2 separate regions of the Homo sapiens genome follow, and region 1 is linked to region 2. A link is a loop called in an ENCODE intact Hi-C map of the cell type or tissue named here. Cell type or tissue: ascending aorta. All regions are shown on one strand.

The links. Peaks named below come from ENCODE experiments on the same cell type or tissue, not always from the same donor. Only the 100,000 strongest peaks of a DNase experiment are listed, where the experiment ranks them.
Region 1: it touches region 2 in a loop (2.3-fold over the local background); 2 of 110 quality-filtered maps call a loop at or near these places.

What each region holds. Positions count from the first base shown.
Region 1 is chr4:142,816,421-142,818,920 of GRCh38, reverse strand. All of the region lies in intron 1 of INPP4B (inositol polyphosphate-4-phosphatase type II B), which reads left to right. The region is part of intron 3 of USP38-DT (USP38 divergent transcript); the gene reads left to right. Among named protein-coding and RNA genes, the nearest start is that of INPP4B, 29 kb to the left of the region's middle. In ascending aorta, no CTCF peak of the experiment used is centred here; DNase peaks (open chromatin) are centred at 670 and 1,280; H3K4me3 peaks cover 834 bases; H3K27ac peaks cover 1,847 bases.
Region 2 is chr4:142,378,702-142,381,201 of GRCh38, reverse strand. The region is part of intron 7 of INPP4B (inositol polyphosphate-4-phosphatase type II B); the gene reads left to right. Among named protein-coding and RNA genes, the nearest start is that of INPP4B, 470 kb to the left of the region's middle. In ascending aorta, no CTCF peak of the experiment used is centred here; a DNase peak (open chromatin) is centred at 1,372; H3K27ac peaks cover 1,894 bases.

The DNA.
Region 1 (2,500 bases), 440 kb before region 2:
AGTGGACCAAAAACTCATAAGCCAATATGATATCAGTGGAAGAGACACACTATGGGTAAAAATGTAACAGAATGAAGATAAAAATAAAACAGGAATGTTGGGTGGTTGCTATTTTATATAAACTAATAAGGGCGAGGGGCTCTCTGATGTGAGAACAATTGAACAGTGACCTGACAGAGTTGTGGTGGTAGGAGGAGAAGAGAGTTGTAAGCAGCAGGCACAGCACTTGAAAGCGTATAGAGGCAGCTGCTGGCTACACGGATCGGGGCAGGAGGTGATCCCAGGAGCTCAACTAGCCACAAAAATTTTTATTGCTAATGCTGTATCAATTTCCTTTCTATATTGTCAATGAAATGTTTATAATAAAGATTTTGAAGTATATTATTTACTTTATTCAAATTTTGATTCCTACAGAAATTGTAATTCTGTTGAAATATAGATATAGATAGAACTGGAAATACACACACACACACACACACGTTTAAATTGCCTTCCTTTTTTGTAGAAAAAACAAGCCCTGGAATAGCCTCTGAGAGAAAAACCCATGGAAATTTTACTTTGATAAAATGCCAGTAATGGCATAAAAAGCTGCCCTGGTGTTGTTTCTGGGAAAGCAGGCATTTCTCAATGAAGGAGTGATGGATGGTCTTTGAAGTTTAAATGATATCAGAGAGGAAATGAAAAACTGGCCAGGGCAGGGGAGTAGGGGGGACTCAGTGACTACATGCAAGCTGCACATAGTTCAGGTTCTTCTCTCACACTTTTTCATACGATGCCAAGAGTAGCTGGTTTCTTATCATCTTTGCATTCTTTAACATTATTAGAGTTCCATTTCCTTACTATTCTGAAGACTTGATATTTTTCCTATCCTGTTGCTTTCTTGTTACTTAAATGTTTTCTTCCTCTCAATTTTTCTCTTTCCCTCCCTTTCACTCTCCACTTCTAGAAAGTGGGCCATTTATTTTTCTAATTCTAGTGAAAGGGAAGCAAAATACCACACAGCTAAGTTTATCTAAGAAGTCCCAATTTCCTGGTGTCTTTTATTGTTATTTTGGTTTCCTTTTAACGTCAATATATAGCAGTTATAAAGTAGGTTTAGATGTTTTTATATTTTTAGTCCAAATAAACCCGAAGTATAAAGTTGCACAATATGATGATGGAAGAGACCCAAGAAATGTTGTTATTTAAAACTGATTTAGTTCTAGTTGAAAGCTGACTTCCTGGGCGATGTGCTGCCAGTGAGTCTTAATCCCTGGCTTCATGGTTTGTGGTTTATGTGGGCTGGCATGCTAAGCATTTAATCGTTAGTCACCATTCTTTTCTGAGGCCTGTGTGGCCAAGGCATTATCGTCACCCTGTCACTTACCTAGACATGCTCCTTGGAAAGGAGGTGAATTGGATCCATTAAAAGTGTGAGAAGAGCTGGGAAAGGTCTGATGCAGCCGTACGTTCAAAGATTAAAGCACTCCATATGCAGTTTGACTTTGTAAAGCTTGGATAATCGAGGAGAAAGCAAGGGGGCTGAAGAGGCTTTGAGTGGCCTGCTCACTTGTCTGATGGAAACTCATCAGATATGTGACTGATAATTTTATTTCACACATCTTTAGTATTATGTTTTAAAGTTTTAGGGATGGCTGGAAACCTCACTAAAAACTCTTATACTGTAGTCAGAATGATCAACCACTTTGTTAAATGAATGAGTGCAATACAAGGTATAAGAACAGGCTTATCAACCACTGAGGAACTAATGAAATGCCATTTCCTCCCTGATCCCCATCTTCATTGTTATGTCCTTTATAATTTTTTATCTAGGACAACCATGTTGACAGAGAAGGACTGGTATGTATCAGTATTTTAAAGAGTTTTATTTAAACTGAAACCATTCTTATATCAATTCTTATTATACTAACTCATATTAACTTTACTCAATGAATCTGCAAAGACCCTATTTCCAATTAAGGTCACATTGTGAGGTCCAGGTAGACATAAAGTTTTGGGGGCACTATTCAACCCAGAACACTTCCCCACAAAACTCTAAATGTATTTGAAAGCGTGTATTATACCTTATTTGTTTCCCAATATCTAGAGTGGTATTTGGAACTCAGTAGGTACTTAATAGTTGTTAAATGACAGTTTTACTTTGAACATCCAAATATACTATTAAGAAAAAATAACGGGTACCTAAGAACATTTCCATGAGGGAAGAGTAATGGCTGAATATGTGTGTGTGTATGTATATATATATGTATATATATTTCTGTATGCATACGCATATGTAGGTATAGGTATATTTTTATATATTTATGCACAACTTTCTAAAGAAGTTAGGCACCATGGGATATTGTTATTATTTGTTTTTTTTAAGATGAGAAATAATTTAAGCCTGTTGCCCTAGAGAAATGACTGGAAGTTAAGATTTAATGGGAGAAGAGAAGATCCTTTAAGATCGTTACTAACTCTTAACTTCAACGATCTTTAAAGGGAAGATCCTTTTTCCTTC
Region 2 (2,500 bases):
ATTTTTGCATCCTTTAAAAAAATCTGCCAGCAATTATTCAAATGAAAATAAGTGTACATTTTGATCCAGCAATGTTACTCTTAATTTTGAACCTCATAGAAACAAAACACCAGGACTTAAAGATATATGGAAAATCGTGGTTGAGTATTGCTTATAATGGTGAAAAATTAGAAAGAATGAAGGCTTATCAGTAGGGGAATGTGTGAATAAATTCTGATGCATCCACATGAGGTGATATAATGAAGCCTTACAAAAAAGAAGGATGTAATAAATTGGAGCTCTAAAAGCAGACTTCGAAGAACCACAAAATATTGCATGATTGGGAAAAGCAGGATGTTTCAGAAATAGTATTTAACATAATTCCACTTTAAAAAAACTAATAATGAAAAATGTATTTAGGTATGTTTATTTTTGTTTACATTTACATGATATATATTATATGTGACTATTATGAGTATGCAGAAAAATATGGGAGGATACATACAGTAGATGAAATAAGGAGAAGTAGATGAGGAGGTGAGGGAAAAATAAAGAAAATATGAAATAATAGCATAATAAAACACTTATGTTAATAGCCTTTCTGAAAGATTTTATTATTTCTAATAAAATAAATATCATTTAAAAAGAAGAGTGCCATTCCCATTACTTCTACACAAAATACATTGTCCTGAGAGAAGTGTCTCTTTTGCATCTTGAAGATTCAATACATCAGGATTGCCACAGTTTCCTATGGGAGGGACCGTTTTGAGCAAGTGATAGCCTGGAGAAATACTGATGGGTGTGAGACAGGGCTGTCAGTGCCTAGGGATAAGTGAGGGGCCTGCTCAACGTCTGTAGAGAATGAAGCAGCAGCTGAAAATATTACCAAGGTGGGTCGGAGCAGAAGAGGAAGAAAGTGACAGCCATTTGCAATACTTGATGAAGCCCCAGGGAACTCCTTGAAATAACTAGGGGAAACTTTAAAGGGAATGCGAAGATCTGCAACAGCATGTAGGAGCATGATCCTTTGCTATGTTTTAGTCAGTAAACAGGATAAGTAATTCATGTTTCACAGTGGATCTAGGAGCACTTATCTTTCTCCTGCTAACGCCAGTCAAGTGATCTGATAACTGACCACTGGGATTTGTGAGTGAAACTGGGACCCTGAACTTAGAGTTTATTTCTGCCTCAAGTTATTTCCCTGGACTCTGAGATATTTACTTCATTCTTACGACTTTCAAGTACTCTGCAGTTGTCACCATTTGCCTAGTGGCTTAGGCCTCCAGCACCTGGCTGGCCAGCTCTACCTGGTCTTGCCTACACAGTAGCATTCCTGGCACAGCTGTGAGTACAGGTGGATGCATATGAACCCTCAATCTGATGGTTGTGATCCCTTACACAGTGCCTGACGTGGACACTGAGGACACATGTCTTGCATGGCTTCCCATTACTGCTTGGCTTTGCCAAGCTGATATGTGATATATTGCCAAAATATTTCTTCTGACTAGAAAAGAGCAGAAACTAGTTATTTATAAGTAATATAAAATGTTAGTCTGCTTTGGCTAGGAATAGCTTTTAATTACTGTAAGGTTTTATAGGCTGCACAGCAGGAACAAAAGGACGTTTTAAAGAAACACAGGCTTTCCTTGGAGTCATGTGAATGGAATGATAATTGCAACTAGGTTGGGGTTGGTATTTAAACTCATGTGAAAATTATTTTTAAGCTTACTGAAAAAAGTTATGTGTACCAAGGCAGAAGGTGATGTCACATGCTGAAAAATGTTAGGGGACATCTGTTTCCACATCACAAAGAATTTCTTCTTATATTGCCATGAGCCTGATTCCTTCAGTTTCGTGGCATTAAGTAAAGCTCTCTTTGAAGATGTGCTCATTGAGAATGGAGCTAAATGCTGAGGTTGCAGCTGCTCACTATACCATGTCCTAAGGAATTCATAGTGTGAATTCACAAGGATATTGGTCTTTCTTACAAACTTGGGTAATGATGATAGAGACAGCAGCTTTTGGAAAGCCCTAGATAGAGTTGTATAGGAAGATATGGGGCCTATAGTGATATTTAAATTTTATGTAATGTACTGATTTTTAAAAAATTGCCATTTTGGGTTTTTTGAAAAGGGCACTGATAGTTATATCGGCATTTTGGAATATGAGGAAGCAGCTTCCTAAGAAAATATTAATTGGATAGGATTTAAGAATAACAAGAGCTAACTCACCACAACCCGCACCCCCTACCCCACTCAGGGAGTTTGAAACATATGTTAGCAACTACTACATTTGCTTTTCATTTTTGAATTTAAGTTGAGGCATAGTGAAATGTGCATAGCTGCTTGTTGTGGCTTCATAGCAACAAGGGTAGTGGGACCTCATGTTGGAAACTCTGGACATGTGGTTGTGTATTCACACATACACAGTGTTTTAATTATAAGCATGTGCATTGAGTGATATTCACAAAATTGTATGTATATGTACATTAAGTAAGGCTTTAAACTTTAAATCCTAGGCT